Linked DNA regions of Homo sapiens: region 1 is linked to region 2. Evidence: chromatin loops called from intact Hi-C (ENCODE). Cell type or tissue: Caco-2. All regions are shown on one strand. Each heading gives the region's core, and the rest is flanking DNA. Links, peaks and the distances in the headings are about the cores only.

Region 1 (8,960 bases), core at 1,744-5,743, 170 kb after region 2:
TGAAACAGATGACCACTGGTGTGAGAACGAGAACACCGTAGGACCTATCGCTTTTTTATCTTCCGCACTCTGAATTGTGACCCATTTTCTAGACCTTCTGATGAGAAATACAGAGCTGTTTTAAGGTGGAAAACTAAGCTGTGAAAGTTTGATGTTTCCTTTTCTACAGAAACAACCCTCCAAAATTCAGATTCAGGGCCTCTTGGGGAATGTTGGCTTCAGAGAACAGCTATACTTAAAGGTCCAAGTCCCTCATTTTTTTGCTCCCTGGGGCAGATTTTCCTTGTGACTTTGCCTTTCTGCCTTCCTAGCTCTAACAGGGCACATGAGCTCATCTCTCCAGGTTCCAAAATTTTCTGGCCAACCCAAATTAGATGACTCAGTATCCTTTGCTTGCTCTAATTCGCTCCCAGCCCTCTTGCTTTCTCTGCTGAATTGCTGGGCCTTGAAGATGTCCTATACTCTGCTGCTTCCTTATAGAAGTTGTTGATCCAATTTCACACTTTACATCTTTGTTTTCAAAAAATAAATCAATAAAGAGAGAAAGAAAGCAGAAAACAGGTATCAAGAACAAAGGATATCAGCCTATATTTTTTCATGTAGGGATGGCTGACTATTGTTTCAAAAATGTGCTATGTTGTCAATTCATTAACTCATCAGTTAATAAATATATATGTATTTCCCCACCCCTGAGGAGTCAAGGAACCCAGGGAAGGGGGTGGAAAAATGTCTGACTTACCATGATAGAAATGTTTTATGAACTGGGCAGCCTCTGCAGATAATCAGGGGAGGAGTTTCAGTGTAAGCTGGTGTTTCTGAGGGAGATCCAAGAACCAGATGGAGGGGATTGGATGAATGAGGGAGATTCCCTTTCTTCTCTCAGGTGCTTATAAGTCTAATAAATCAAATTGTGGTGTTCTTATGATGCTGCTATGTTCCAAGCCAGTTCCTACTCCTGCCCTGGCCCTAATTTCCAGGTGATTCAAGCAGAATGAAAACAACTTGGGCTCCCAAGTGAACCCCTGCTTGGTGCGCTGGCTGGTGTTCTGAGCCTGCACTGTTCTCTGGCTCTGATGTACCCAGACATCATATTTTATTGAGGGATGAAAGTGGGTTCCATGATGCTGTGGAATTAAGACCCTGTGAGCCCCATGGTGGTGTACGAGAACAACTCTAAGATTTCCAGGAGACCTTGTATTCTGGAAAAGAATCGTGCCCTTGAGAAGCCGTGACGATTGGTGCCTGCTGATGATTCAGTAGAGATCACTTTATATTAACTATTTTTCTTCATGATGTGAGTGTGTGTGAGTGTGTGTGTGTGTGTGTGTGTTTTCCTTAAGATAAATTTACATTATATTTAGGAATCTCTCACGATTTCTTCTAGTACTTTAACAATTTCATTTTTTCTACCTCTACTCAGCTATAATTGAAATATAAAATTGTATGTATATAAGGTGTACACCCTGATGCTCTGATATGTATATATTGTGAAATTATTGTCATGATCAAATTAGTTCACCTCCACCACTTCACATAGTTACCATTTTTTGAGTGTGTGTAGTGAGAACATTTTAGATCTAGTCTTTCAGCAAATTTTAAATATACAATACAGTGTAATTAACTACAGTGACCATGCTGTACATTAGATCCTCAGAACCTATTCTTCTTATAAATGAATATTTTCTCCCTTTGACCAACATTTCCTCATTTCCTCCATCCACAACCTTTGACAATCACCATTCTACCCTCTGTTTCTATGAGTTTTTAGATTCCACATGTAAATGAGATTATTTGTCTTTCATTGTCTGACCTACTTCACTTAGCATAATGTCCTCAAAGTCCATCCATGTTGTCCCAAATGACAGGATTTTCTTCATTTCATGGCTAATAACATTTCAGTGTGTGTGTGTGTGTGTGTGTAAAATCCTTGCAATCTTACATTGGTGTTTGTGCCTTTGAGGACACAGTCTCCTCTTCCACACTTTACAAGTTCCCTTCAGCAGGGAAAGACTCTCAGCAGTCAACTCGGCCTGGGATTCTGGACGGGGAAGCTGGTAGCATTTGTGAACAGGCAGGGCTTACTCTTGGGGGTCTCTGGGTGGGTAAAACTCCTGCCCAGGCCCTGAGGTTCAGTGGGGCTGCTGCCTGGGCTTTTGTGCAGCTGTGGCTACTGGCTGGGATCCACGGTTAGGTGTGGCCACTGAACGGTTTCATTTTTATGTTGAATATTTTATCTGGATGAAATTTGTTTTGATTTAACAAATGAAAATCTCTCCTTTTTTTCTTCATTCTGTACATCTTTCATTAATCCCTTTTATTCTTTCTTGCTTTTTTCCCTTTCCTTCGTTTATTCCTGAATTTGGCTACCTGTTTTATAGTATATTTGAAGTAATCCTTTCCATACTGCTTTTAAGACACCAGCTTTAGGATATAATTAATTTGTATAGACTTTTTTTTTTTGAGATGGAGTCTCGCTCTTTCGCCCAGGCCAGAGTGCAGTGGCGCTATCTTGGCTCACTGCAAGCTCTGCCTCCCCAGTTCACGCCATTCTCCTGCCTCAGCCTCCTGAGTAGCTGGGACTACAGGTGCCCGCCACCATGCCTGGCTAATTTTTTGTATTTTTAGTAGAGATAGTGTTTCACCGTGTTAGCCAGGATGGTCTCGATCTCCTGACCTCGTGATCCACCTGCCTCTGCCTCCCAAAATGCTGGGATTACAGGAGTGAGCCATGTATAGACTTTTAAGTCAATTTCTGGGCTCTACTCAATGGCAAACTTCACTGTTTGAAAATCTCTGGGTTAGATATCTCTAACGTGACTTCCAGTTTACAAACCTATACATTTATGACTTTTTTTTGATTCCCTTTTACTTGATGACTCATTGTTATCCTTTATCCCTCCCATCCATGTTCATGCTTATCTTTTAAAATTTGTAATTGTCCTCAGGTTCAGTCATGTAAAATCCCATTTTTAAGAGTATGGATCCTATAAGATATAGTAATTTTCCCTACATGCTCCTCCTAGGAGAGAAGCAATTCAAAATAAAATACCCAGCCACAAATACCCGAAAGACATTTCTGTCTAACCTAAATTATGACTTAAAACAGTGATATAAACTCTTCAAAAATTATTTTTCCCAACAACCATATTACTAGGTTAGTGCTGAATGCACCAAAGTCCTCCAAATATTAGCCATAATTAGATAGGCCACAGGAATAAATACAACCTGCATTTTTATACTTCTGGCAACACATCTTGCCTGTTTTGTGCCTATGTTCATTTCAAAATTTAACTGAGACATAAGCTAATGTTTACCCAGAAAAGTGTATTTAGATTCTCATAAGAATAGAGCGATACCCTTACAAGAAAGAATAAAATATTAGAACTCTTTCATCCAGAAAGAAAATAGAAGGTTGGTTAAGAAACTCTTAAAAGCCTTGGCCGGGCATGGTGGCTCATGCCTGTAATCCCAGCACTTTGGGAGCCCGAGGCAGGTGGATCATGAGGTCAGGAGATCGAGACCATCCTGGCTAACACGGTGAAACCCTGTCTCTACTAAAAATACAAAAATTTAGCCGGGCACGGTGGTGGGTGCCTGTAGTCCCAGCTACTCAGGAGGCTGAGGCAGGAGAATGGCGTGAACCCGGGAGGCAGAGATTTCAGTGAGCCAAGATCGCGCCACTGCACTCCAGCCTGGGCGACACAGTGAGACTCCATCTCAAAAAAAAAAAAAAAAGAATGTGACTTTCTTTATGACACTAATGTTATATTGCTCTACTGATATGATAATGTACTTTAATTTTTGCCATTTTCTTCTTCGTCCTTGTCTAAATTTTGCTTCTAACTAAAGTCCTTAACTCTTGGGCCTATTGATATTATTTGGTTATGGAATGGAAATTATCTCAAAGACATGAGAAACTGTGATAAGTTTGAACTTCCAAAAGGGAAAGTAGTTGCTAAAGAGCAGAGGAAACAACCAGATGGCTGCCTTGGAGCTAGGCTGCCTTGGGTAAAACATTCACTTGTCATGGGGAGATGAGAGGCTGCTGTAAACATGGTGACACACGCTATAAAGACAAAACAGATAACATTTCTTGACAATTTGCTTTGCCTATCCCAGACAAGTGTGGACAGTAATTGGTATTTAGGTATAAATTATACCAATGAAAATGAGAAATCTACCAGTATTTCTCGCTTTACCTTCCTGCTGTCTACCCATCAGCTGAGTGGCACCCCCATCATTTGCAATGACCTTCCACTGCATCTGTGCTTCACCTTGACAGCCTTGGCATTACTGCTTACTGCACTCCTGCCCATATTTTCTGATCCTTCATGATTATTATCATTATTGAAAAGAATATTATTTCCCCATTTTAGAACATCTATAATTTTTTTGGTCCTTTCCTGAGGATAATTTTTATTCTATTAAATCCTGTATTTTGCTCAAGTATATTTTTTTTTCATGTGGAAGTGACATCAGGCAGAATAAGCAAAGCCATGTGGCTACAGGAGACATATGGTTTGCTTGTCTGAATATGACCAAGTTTACCTGAGATACAAGAAAGCTGTAGAGTCTAAGCATATCCCGAGAGTGCATTCTTAGCTCACAGCTTAAAATTACAGCCTGAGTCCTTCTCTTTTACAACTCTATCATTGCCTACCATTCAAACCCTTACCCAACTCCTCCCTGACTCTTCCCCAAAGAGGATATTCCCTTGTCCTTGTGTGGCTCCATCTTTGACTAAGAGCTTTCTCATTTGCCTATGACTTTTAGTATAGTACCATTAACATAGAGGTGATGGGATGAGGCCAGTGAGGTTTAACTTCCACCAAATTTGGTCAACACCAACTGTTTCTTAGCTCATCTCAGTCTTGTCCTCATAAGAATGTAAACATTTTCCTATATTTTCCTCCTCTTCATTTCATGGGTCTGTGACCTGCACATCTTCCCTGTACCAACTTAACTCATTCTATTATTAAATGTGTGTATATGTATATTCCTAATGTCTTACTCTTCCCCAAGACAGAAAGTTCTCCTCTGATCAGTACTACCCAGCACAATCTATCTACTTTGCTCTTTCCTCTTATTTCCAAGATTAGACGGTGAGCTCCTTTTAGGAAGCTCCTGTGCCTCACATATCTTGATGTGATCTCCAGAGCCCAACAGTGCAATGAACATGACAGATGATCAATAATTTCATTGACTGAATAAGAAACTTTTGTTAGTTAAATACAGCGAGTTATCTTATTTTGAAAAATTTATGAAGTCCTTTCTATAATATAAGCATTACATTATATTTACAAAATCAGTTTTCTTTCCTGGTCGTGGTAACCCAAATTTGTCTTTATCTTGAGAGAAGTAATGCTAAAAAATAAACTGACAACTAATTCTCAAAAAAATTGAAAAAAGAGAAAAGAATTACTGATATTAAGATAATATTTATTGAAGAACAGTTAATATGTAATTTTGAAGGTCAAATCAAGCATAACAGTCAGAAACTTAGAGGCTTAGTCTAACTGCATCATGCATCTGAGGTCTGAATGCTGCTGGGAAGAGATCCATGGGAAAAATGAGTGGTATTAAATGTAGATGGATGCCCTTTCACCAGTTACTTAGTGGAATAACAGGATAATAAAGCTGATGGCCATTTAACACATGGACAAGTTGATATAAATGACACTTTCATATCATGGGATGGTGACTGGCTCATGGTTGATAGTCCAATATGAGGTTCAACAAGAGGATCCACAGCAGCTGGGGCGGCAGCAAGTTGCACGGCAGCAGGTGGTCTGACAGCAGAGTGGACGGCAGCAGCTGGACACACCACAGCTGGGGCGGCAGGTGGTCTGACAACAGAGTGGACGGCAGCAGCTGGACATACCACAGCTGGGGTGGCAGGTGGTCTGACAGCAGAGTGGGCGGCAGCAGCTGGACACACCACAGCTGGGGCGGCAGGTGGTCTGACAACAGACTGGGTGGCAGCAGCTGGGGCGACAGCAAGTGGTCTGGCAGCAGGTAGTCTGAGAGCAGGATGGGCGGCAGCAGCTGGATACAACACAGCTGGGGCAGCAACAGGTGGTCTGGCAGCAGCTGGGGCGGCAGCAGGTCTCTTGGCAGAGGCCTTGATCACAGCCCTGGTCAGAGCAGACAGAGCCACAACAAGAGTTAACCATGGTGTCAGAGGGTGGAGGTTCTAGGTAGGTTTCCAAGACAGTGAGTTTTTCGAATGTGGGAATCTCCTTATCCCATGTCCACTTTTATACTCAGCTGAGGAGCTGTTGTCACCACATAAAAGCTATTTCCTTGTTATTGTTTATCTTAATAGATAGGCAATTATCAAGTTAGCTAATTGTGGGAAAATATCTGTATAAAAGGTGGAATGCACTTTTATTCTTTCTCTGTGTTAGAGTTTAGCCAATCCAGTCTTTCCTCCTCCTCTTGTCTTCAGTTAATTTAGTGTGTCATTTAATTTCAAAGACTTGTAATCTTACTCATCCAGTCGATTGTCAGGTGACAGATCACTTGGAACTCAGCATTCTGTGTGTCATCCTGAAAACTGTGTGTCTCACAGCAGTCCTCAAATGGGATGATGTTTCTTGTTTTCTGAAGATTCTTCTGAGAAAAATAAACTGTGAAACAACTAGAAGAAAACAGCAGAAATTGTCTTAAAATATTAGAAGTGGAGTGGATTTTCTAATACAGAAAAACTTAACAACAATGAAGAAAAAGATTGAAAAAAATTTACAACAGAAAAAAACTCAAATGCCTGATTGAAAAACAAGAAGGCTAAAGAGTAAGCTGAAAATAAATAATAATACCTTAACCAATCTACAAATAAATGAGCTAATTTTCTTAATCCATGAATACCTCTTACAACCCAATGAGAAAAACAACAACAACAACAACCAAACAGAAAATTGAGTAAAGGATATTAACAGTGATTTCACTAAAAAAAGAAATTTAAGTGCCTTTTGAGCTTCTGAAAGATGTTTAGTCTCACTCATAATTTAAGGTATTTTAATTGAACAACTTATTCACTCATCAAACCATCTACCGAATACCTACTGTGTGCCAGGTTCTACTGCATGCTCTCGGGATATGGCAGTGAATACTTGCTATTTGTAATGACAAATGTAAAATATTTAAGTTTAAAAACTTTAATAAATTGGTGAAATTATAAAGACATTGACATTTTAATACACAGTTGGCAGGGATCTAAATTGAGGCAACTTCTTTAGATGGTAATTAACAGAATCTGAAATTTAACAGTATCTTAAATTAATTTAGCATATTTTGAAATGTGCGTGTGTTTTGATTGAGCCTTTTCACTTCTAGAAATGTATTCAACAGATGCACCTATACATACCTTCCAAGATGTAAGTTCAAGGGTATTCTTTGCAACATTGTTTGCAAGAATAAAGCCTGATTTTAAATTCTATTGTGTTTACGGAGGGGAAAGCCCTTGATGTAGGCAACACACACTAGTGCTCAGAGGCAGTGAAGCATCACTTTCTTTTTATCACCAAAGAAACCTCTTTGACCTATTCTTGCAATTTTTCTATAAGTGCAAGACGACATTAATTTTTAAAAAAAGAAATTAAGAATGTTATCTCTTTAGGCCATCCCTATCCCATGCAGACACCTACTTTCTATTTAGACTGAGTTATTCAGGAAGGAGGGAAGAGGGGATGGAAGGAAGGATACAAGAACATATTTAGAATATATTTTTATGGACATATTTTATGACTATTTGGGGTATATATAAAAATTATGAAAATTCAGTTCGTTAGGCATAAAATGGCATAAAAATATCCATTGTGTCTAAGTTGATAATGATTTTACTCAAATTCTCCATATCTTTGTTTACTTTTCTTCTTCAAATGACCGTTTTTGAAATAGTATGTTTAAAGCCTCTGCTATGATTGCAGTTTTATCACCTTCCTGTCTATTTATAACAGGTTTTTTTCTTTGCACTTAGTTTGAATGTAGCCCAACTTCTTATGACAACAAGAATATTAATATTTTTGCAGACATAATTAATGTATCATAAGGAAGTCACTATCAAGGTCAAAGCAAGTGCAGGTATCATAGGCTTGGGATTCTGGTCTAACTGAGCCACAGTTCTATGGTCACTTGTTTGTTTAGAAATAGCCCTCTCTGTCTGAAGGCAGGGGAGACAGCTTAGAGATAACCCTTCTCCTTAAAACAAGTATGTTTTCAACATGGTAGTTGACTCAGGCTGGTGGTCAGGAATGAAATTCAACAACAGGATCCACAGATTGGTGGTCTGGCAGCAGACTGGATGGTAGCAACTGAACTCACAGAAGCTGCGGCAGCAGCAAGCGGTCTTGCAGCAGGTGGTCTGGCAGCAGCTGGGATGGCAGCAGATCTCTTGGCAGAGGTCTTAACCACACCTCTGGTGACAGCAGAAGGAGCTGCAGCAGGAGCTGACCATGGTGTCAGAAGGTGGAGGTTCTGGGTGTGGGTTTTCAGTGGCATAAGGTACTAGAGTTCATAAGCCTTCTTCCTTCCAAGTTTCCTTCTCTACCCTGCTGAGGACTTGCCATCACCATGACCTGGGTTATTTCCTTGCTATTGTTTATCTTACCTGAAGAGAAATGATCAGATATTCTGATTGAAGCATGACATTGTAGCAGTTAGCCTTGGTTTTTAAAATGGATGCTAAGGTAATTTCCATTTAATCAGTTATTTATCCCTAAAAGCACCATTTTTCTTCCTTTTTTGTTTTAGCATCATCTCATCCATTCCTTCATATACTTTTCAGAGTGTGTCATTTGATATTCTGAGCACAGGACGAGTCATTCTTTTGTTCCAACCATTTAATTTACTGTTCCTGAATGAGCTGCATAGCCACAGTCCCTTCAATTTGAACAGTATTTAAAATAGATGTAAACATGGATATGTTAATACCCAAAAAATAAGACCCCAGTACATTATAG
Region 2 (8,960 bases), core at 1,763-5,762:
CAGCAGTGTTACAGCTCTGTGATTGCTCCTGCAGAACAGGGCTACCTCTGTAGGCAGAGAGTAGCAGCTCAGGGCAGTTTTGCATATTTCTACCTACTTTTAATTAGATGTAGATTAAAGAGTGGTTTGTGCAGAAATTTCTAAGAAGGAGTAGTAAGTTTTAGGTCATTGGGTCATTGCCATGGAAAGGGGTGGTAACTCAGGTGTTGCCATGGCAATGGTAAATTGACACAGCATGCTGGTGGGCATGTCTGATTGGAAAGCTGTTTCTGTCCCCATCCTGTTTTAGCTAGCCCTCAATTTGGTCCAGTATCTGAGCCCCGCTTCTGGAGTAGAGTCCCACCTTCTACCTCATTAGTATGTCCAGTAGATACTCACTCAGTGTGAGCTATTCCTAATGAAAGCAGTAAAAGTAATGAGGTAGAATGGGCTTGGTTAGTTGCATGGGGTACTTGTTACTTAGAATGCTTCTGGATGATCTAGAATCATAGAATGTTAAAACGAAAAGCAACCTTAGAGATGGTGTGATCAACCAACCCATTTTACTGCTTTAACACCTGAGACCCCAAGAACTTAATTGACTTGCTTAGGGCCACAGAGGCAGCTCAAGGCAGAGCCAGGACTAAAACAACACATCTTCTGGTTTCCAGTTGGGGATTTATAACTAGGCCAGGGCCCGTGAATGCTAAAGACCATGGTAGTAGTAATAGGAACTTCGAGTTATTTTAGGTATTAAAAACAAACTCTAATTTTTATCCCTTACTAGCATGTATGAAAACATGAAAATTCTTTGTTTTTGACTAGAAAAAAGGTAACTTGGCATGGTAACAAAGGTTATTCTATAGTAATCCTAAACATTTAATTGATATTTATAAATGTATTTATGAACACAAATGAAGGAATTAATAAACATTTTTAAGAAAGCCATTTGGGAAAAATACATATTTCAAGAAATAAAAAGATGCCCAACCTACGTATCCATCATCCAATGAGTGGATAGAGAAACTGTGGTATGTATACACCATGGAATACTACTCAGCTGTTAAAGGGAATGAAACAATGTCTTTTGTGGCAACTTGGATGGAGCTGGAGGCCATTATTCTGAGTGAAATGGAGTGGGAAATTACAGGAATGGAAAACAAAAAACCATGTTTTCACTTATAAGTGGGAGCTAAACTAAGTATGCAGATGCATATGGAGTGATATAATGGACTTTAGAGACTCAAAAAGTGGAGGGTGGGAGGGAGGCCAGGGATAAAACACTACACATTAGCTACCATGTATACTCCTTGGGTACGGGTGCACTAAAATCTCAGAATTCACCACCACTATATAATTCATCCATGTAACCAAAAACCACCTGTAACCCAAAAGCTACGGAAATAAATAAATAAATAAATAAATAAATATTTTTAAAAGATGTCTTTTGGTGAGAAAGTTGGGAACTTCCATATGGCAGTAATGGTGAGAGTCTCTCATGTGTAACAGGTTGATGCTGTGGACACGGTGGTTTCTACACTTCAGGGCATCTGGTCCTCACAATAATCCTGAGACAAAAGCAGGGCAGAGAGTAATAACAAGCTAACTGAGCCTGTAGGAAACCAAGCTATAGGTAGGAAACCACGCTATAGGTAGGAAATCACTTTAATAACAGGGAAATTGAGACTGAGAGGGAAGCAATTGGCCCAAAGGCCAAAGGCAAGTCCAAAAGTGTGTGTGTGTGTATATATATATATATATATATAATCACAATACCTTTATTTTTTGCAAAGACCTAATTGCACCTAGATTTTTCTAAGATAAATAAGGACATGAATTAGTGGTTATCGTAGTAGTTTTGTTCTAATAGAAACTGTGTGTTTTTGCTCTCAGAATTGTGTGACTATTTCTGGTGTATAGAAAATACTACACTGTAGTCTGATATTTTAAGCATATTTCAATGTCATGATATTATATGTCACTTAGACTAGCAAACTTCTAATCATAGTCATGACTAATGTAAACCAATGTAAGCCCCATTTGAGGAATCAATGAATACTCGATAAATGCTAACATTAATTAAAAATGGATTGTTTTGGAAGACAGCATATATGAAGAAATGGATATATACACTTCTCAAAATTGCTTTGCATTTTGAGCTCAGAATTTCAGATGACTGTGAGGACTAGGATAATCAAATTATTTATACACACCAGCACAGTGATCAATTCATTTAGTCAATTAAGGAAGAAAGAAAAATCAATGTCAGAATCAATGGAAACTAAAATCAAGTATTTTTAAAACATTCTGTTAATCTCTAGACTCTAGCATAGTGCTTGCACAGTGGATGTCTTCCAATAATATCTATTAAATAAATATCTGTTAAATAAAAAGCTTCTATAAAATGAACTACCACATTTTTTACTTTTTAACTTATCACAAATAACCAGTATCTATTTTTTCGATAAATTCCACTATGAGAGCTCTTATTCTGTTGGGGTAAATCTTGGATAGTGTGATAACCTACTGTTCAGGTTTAGGTAGGCATTCCACTTTCCCTAATGGGAGACATGAAAATAAATAATCACAAGGTCATATTTGCTAAGCCAGAATAAAGTTTATTAACAAATGGTCAAAATGGTTATTTCTCAAAGAGTGATGAAATAGCCTAAAAGACAGAAGGGAGGTCTCCAATGGTACCCAAATGTGCAAATAATTAAGAAGATTCATCAAGACTTGGCCCCGGGGATTGGGATGGCCTTAGCCTTGATGTAGGCAGTAGTGAGTGCTGAAGCCCAGATGGTGCAGAGGACATTGGGCAGCCACCTCACGGAACCTGTGCAGACTCGGCTGGTTAACAGCGGGGCTCACAGGGACTCTCACAGCCAGGCTGAACATAGGTGGTCAGGTTGATCCCACTCAGTCCGGGAGTCGGGTGACAGTTGTTGAGCAGCCAGCAAGTTGGCACATAGGTATCAGGCTTGCAGCAGGGTGGGGGGCAGGTGTCACAGCAGATGGGCTGAAGGAGGCTGATCTCATGTGGGCAGGTGCTGGGTAGGCAGACTCCACAGCGGCAGCTTTTATCAAATGAGCAGAAGGTGGTGGCAGGGCCGGTGGGGACGCTGCAGGAGCGGAGAGCACAGCAATACATGGCAATGGGAGGTGGGTTTTTGTTGAGTTGAGAGAAGTCTGTTGGTGTCTCGATGCTCCTCTCTTCTGCTCTGGCTCTTATATACCCATCTCCCTGGGCGTCAGCCTATTACTGAGGGTTTTTCCCCCATGTTTCAGTTTATAGTTATTTCCATAAAAAATGCCTAATTACTTAAGTGTTTATTACCTAAGATACACTGCTCACCTCATAAAAGAGATTTAGGTTGTTTTGTTGTCAAATTAGGACTATTCACATTGCCAGTGTGTCACTACACAGAAATCTTCATTCCAGTCTTCAAAGGTACCGGGCCATTATCTTCTAATCATTATACCCTCACTAATAATGGCTCGGTATGCCAGGCATCTGCAAACGTTTCCCACTTCTTTTGTTTACTTTTCAGATGAAGAGGACAAGTAAGCTTTTTGTTTGCTGTTCTACCAGTGACTACAGGTTCTATGTGATCCTTTAGGCCCTCAGGCTGAAAAAGTGATATAACATTTTAGATTTATTATTTGTGGCTCCAATAAACTGAATGAAGATGAATGGATAGAATCTATAGAGAAATAGATTTTGGTTTTGTGTAAAGAGGCACTTTCAAACAGAGCTATAACAAATCGTTTGTTCTGCATTCCTTTCAAATATGCTCTGAACAATAACTTGGTAAGAACATGCAGGTGGGAATGAAGACCTTCATGGGTGACAAAGATGGGTGTCCTTTAAGCTCCATCCAACTGTGTTATAAATGGAGATTATTTATAACCAAAAGGCTGGTTGTATTGGGCCATTCAGAAGCTAAATGATGCAGTATTTACCAGACTGAGTTCCATGAACACTGGTTCCAAGGGACTTGAAAGTGTTTTCTGGTAAGTAAGTTTGGGAAATGCTGAATTCTTCATTGTTGGGCCTCTCGGAGCCTTTAATGTGCTAAAATGCTCTATGACTTTTCAATACAGAGATATAGCATATATTTTTCTCCAAACTTACTTGACCATGGACTGCTTTTTGTTTGTTTTCAGAGATTAGCTCTATAGGTCAGTGCTTTATGAAACATACTTGGGGAGATTTAGCAACATCTTACAGCAAGCTTGTTCAACCTGTGGCCCAGAAAGGCATTGAATGCAGCACAACACAAATTCATAAACTTTCTTAAAACATTATGAGATTTTTTTGTGATTTTTTTTCTTTTTTTGCTCATCAGCTGTCATTAGTGTTAGTGTATTTTATGTGTGGCCCAAGACAATTCTTCTTTCAATGTGGCCCAGGGAAGCCAAAACATTGAACACCCCTGTCTTACTTCCAGGCTCTGTGGTCCAGAATAGAGACATTTCCGAGTTTCATCTAAACCACTAAAACTCTAAAAATAAAGTTTTAAAAGTAGATAAAGGTAGAAAATTTAGTATGATGATTTAGAATTACTTTAGAATATGAAAAATACTAAACTGGTAAAACCTTTAGAAATGGCTTACTTAGAAAGGCTTAAAAACATGTACATATTTTCTTGACCCATTTTTTCAGATAAGATGGCTCAAGTTCTAAAGTAGAAAATTGCACAATGCAGAGGAATCAGAAGCCAAATGAGATGCAAATCAACAAGATGTTGGATTAAAAAAATGCTTAGCATGAAACTGCTTTCTTTTTAGCCATTTTCTTATTGGAATGATTTTGCAGTTTTGGATTCCTATGCTAGAATTTACATCTCTCTTAGATATTTACATATCAAAATTAGAATTTACATATAAAATGCTCATTGATTGAACACCTGTTGTATGTTGGGCATCATGCAAAAAGTCGCAATAGGCTCCTGCCCTTACAGGGGTCATAGAGAAGAAGACAGACACAGAGAAGTAAACCAGCAAACAATAACAAAGGATTGTACATTTAGATTTTCCAGGTTATGATATGAGAATTTAGAGGTAGAAGCCACAGACTTCTCCTAGAAAACTTAGGAAGCCCTTCACAAAAAGAGAACATCTGTTTGGATCTTGAAGGGTGAAAAGGAGCTGAGCAGATAGAAATAAATAGGAAGGAGATTTCAGCCATTGAAACAAAATGCCACAGGGCCCCCATGGTATGACAAAAAGTGTTGCCTGGTTGAAGCATAGGTTCTGAATCTGTTGGAATGAAGACGGAAAGGTGGGTTAGTGCCACAGTATGAAGAATTTGTACTGTGCTTAGTATCCTACACTTAGGATTTTGAACTTTATCTTGTAGGCAATAGGCATTATGTAAAGGTTGCTGAACAGGCATGTGACATGACTAGATTTTGGAAGGATACTGTAGTTTTTGAGGGAAGGCTCATCATGGTTATCATTGCCACTTACTAAGTATTAGGTAATGTGCTGAGTGCTTTGCATGCATTATTTCATACAGTTCTTACAACAACCTTATGATGATGTATGCAATGATATTATCCTTGCCCTTTGACAGACGAGGAACCTGCAGCATAGAGAGGCTAAGTAGCTAGTGGGTGAGTAGCTGGCATTTGAAGCCAAGCAGTATGGCTTCAGACTCCATGGTCTTAATCACTGTGCCAGATTCCCTCTTGCTTTAGGGGTATTGTCTGACTACAGTGCAGAAGACCCTCAAGATTAGTTGAGTGTAAGATTGGTAGGAAGGATGAGGCCAGGTCATTGAAGGTCTTGGGACCACAAGGGGAGTTGAGTTTAGAGCTATTTTCTTAATCAAAAGACTATGCTGTAGAAAGGAGGAAACTTGAAGACAAGGACAATAATTAGGAAACTATTTGGGTGTTCTAGGGGAGTGAGGAGTGTCTTAGAAGATATCATAGTTTTGTGGGAATAGAGAAGTGGGAGTTACCAGAGATTTCTTATCACATCATTCAGTTTTTAGGGACCACCATCTGGGTGGTACAGCAGTTTCCACAATAAAATTAATATTTTTGTTTTTAAGGTAATGGGAACACTAATCCTCTGCTAACACTTTTCATGGATTGGATGTATACCATGTGTCAGGCATGGTGCTAAGTATTATTGTGCATCTTCTTCCTTACATCTTACAACCCTTTAAGATCACTATTGGGTACACTATTACTGTACCCATTTCCCAGATGATGAAACCAAGAATAAGGATATTAAGTAATGATTCTAAAGTCACACTACTAGTGAACGATGGCTCACCTAATAGCAATAGTTTGCACAAAATCGATATTTTTGTGGAATTAAATTTTATATAATTGTAGATTATGCTCATGTATTTTTTAAATTTATTAATGCCCTCAACAAAATGTCTAAGACTATGCTAGGTGCTAAGCATAGAGCAATAAACAGGTCAGATAAGGTCCTTGTTGTCAAGTGGGAGAGACAGACAATAAGAAAACTAACAAATGAATAAATAAGAACTCCAGAGAAGTGCCAGGGAGTGTATTACCTTAGTTAGAGTGGTCAGAGTGGCTGGACTATAGTGAAGACAAGGAGCGTAATAGGAAATGAGGTTACAGAAGGTGGCAGGTGGCAGGCCGTGTAGGATTTTGAAGGAGTATAATAGGAAATAAGGTTACAGAAGGTGGCAGGTGGCAGGTGGCAGGCCGTGTAGGATTTTGAAGGAGTATAATAGGAAATAAGGTTACAGAAGGTGGCAGGTGGCAGGCCGTGTAGGATTTTGAAGGAGTATAATAGGAAATAAGGTTACAGAAGGTGGCAGGTGGCAGGCCATGTAGAATTTTTTAGTTGTTCTACACAGTTTAGATTTTACTCTAAGGGTGTTGAAATCCACTGGATGACTTAAAGAAGGGAGTGATAACATTTTCCTTATGTTCAAAGGAAAATGAACTACAGCAGAGCAAAGTGGAAACTGGCACGACTAGAAAGTGTGAGGATAGACAGTTGATGCTAGTTTTTGATGAACTGTTAAGAAGTGGTAGAGTTTGGAAGCCCTTTTGAAAGTGGAGATGATAGGTCATGCTGATTGAGAGGATGTGTGGAGCCAAGGATCATGTCTAGGTGTCAGATTTACTCGTAGAAACAGCTGCTGTCTGGGGTGATAGGAAAGGGATTGGAGATGAGTTTAGTTTGGGACCTACAGACAAAGCATCCTGAAGCCGTGAGAGGGAGCAGAGCTGGACGTGCAGATTTGGGAGGCTCCAACATACAGGAAAAATTTTGCTTACAATGATGTGCCTGGACTGAGAACGAGATAGTCACTTTTATGTGCGTTAGTCATGTTTTGCTGTGAGCCACTTTGTGCCTTACGAATATCCATCTCCCAACAACTCAGTGAATTTGTGGGTGGCTGTTGGGAAACACCTTCCACAGTGTCACCTCCTGAGTCAGCAGGGATGTTAGGAAGCTTCACACCTTAGGGCCACTCAATTTTCCTAAAGCCTGTTGGAATTCTTCATCCCTTCACAAAAGCAGGATATAGAAACCTTTAAAGTTTGTCATCCTAATAAAAATGTCTAGTAAATAAAAACATTTGGTCTTCATTTCCTGAATTGCATGATCTTTGAAACTGCCAGTGCATTCCTTTATAGTATAGATTGAAAGAAAGAATGGCTGGTATCAAGGCTGCCATTGACATCAATTTATTCTTTGTTTACTTTGCTATATGCTGAAAATTCATGCAAAGGATTCTGGGCTTGGGTTAAATGGTGAACTTTGGGAGTGTTTTCCAGTTGCATCAGATTTTTTTTTTTTCCAGTTTGTGGTTATAGTCAAGCCTGATATATCTCATCACCTTATTAGCTTGCACTGAAAATTACCCCCAAATTGAATTTCTTTTAAATGGAAGTAGTGGTGTTTTCCACTTGAGGACATCTGATAGTCTCTATAATTGTCATCTGGCAACATGCAGGGCTGATCTCATAGCTTTCAGTCCCGTGGCACATGCAACATTCTTGCAAGTGATTGCTTAGCCAGCTGGCTGGAAGTGTTACCTATTTTTCCTGGGAACCCTAGGCTTTCAGTTTAATTCTTATGTATTATTGTAGGCTGTGGAGTATACAGATAGTAACAGATAATTCTTTATGATTAACTAATATATAAAAATATGTGTTAACTAAAATTAATATGTTTAGGAAAATAGACACTCCATAAAATTTGAGTACCTACTATATGCCAGGCACTGGTAAAATAAAATTTTCAGCTGCCTACTATGTGAAGTATTGAGATATTTAAACTTACAATTATTCTAGAGTAAGCTTTGGAATTTTCATCCTTGGAATTATTTTCTAACAATAGTTGTACTTTATAAATTTATTTTGAATCAGAGACTTTTTTCTCCATTGATTAGATAAATCTGACTACTGTATTGAATTGAATGACCACTGATTTTCCAAAGAGCTCCTGCAGTACTTGAAATTTTTTGAAGAGACTTAATTGTTATGTATTTAAATATTAGCTGACACTATGGCTTTAAAATATACTTTGAGTTTTTAGCTTATTTTACTAAACATATAGTTGGCTATATGGTAAGGGCAAATTCTCATACAGAATTTTCTGTGTGACAGATTTTTTTAAAAGTGCACTACACGTATCATGTCATTTAATTCTTACCACAGCCCTATGAGGTTGGTATTAAAGCTATCCTCTCTTTCATAGCTGAAGGAAACTGAGGCATAGAGTGGTTAAGTAAGTTGCTCAAAGTCAATAGCTGGTAAGTGATGGAATTAAAATCTGAACCAAGGCCACCTGACCCCAGAGTCTGCATTCTTAGTCACTATACATTAGTTTATAATTTCTCTATTATTGATTATTGCATTTTTCAAGAGAAAATATATAACTTGGTTTATTTCAACCTATCTCTGTTGAGCACCTGCTGTTTGCTTTGTACTGTGCTAGGAGATTTAAGGCATTCAAGGACAAGCAGGACATGG

Evidence for each region. Peaks named below come from ENCODE experiments on the same cell type or tissue, not always from the same donor. Only the 100,000 strongest peaks of a DNase experiment are listed, where the experiment ranks them.
Region 1: a loop joins it to region 2, with 11 times the contacts of the local background. A loop is called at or near these places in 1 of 110 quality-filtered maps.

Annotation. Positions count from the first base shown.
Region 1 is chr17:41,178,682-41,187,641 of GRCh38, forward strand. It overlaps KRTAP4-1 (keratin associated protein 4-1), which reads right to left and starts at 6,230. Exons shown (of 1, transcript NM_001386841.1): 1 at 5,419-6,230. The coding sequence starts at 6,173. The coding sequence ends at 5,733. It also overlaps the pseudogene KRTAP4-17P. In Caco-2, for the core only: no CTCF peak of the experiment used is centred there; a DNase peak (open chromatin) is centred at 4,020.
Region 2 is chr17:41,005,945-41,014,904 of GRCh38, forward strand. It overlaps KRTAP3-1 (keratin associated protein 3-1), which reads right to left and starts at 3,184. Exons shown (of 1, transcript NM_031958.2): 1 at 2,577-3,184. The coding sequence starts at 3,130. The coding sequence ends at 2,834. In Caco-2, for the core only: no CTCF peak of the experiment used is centred there; DNase peaks (open chromatin) are centred at 3,037 and 3,487.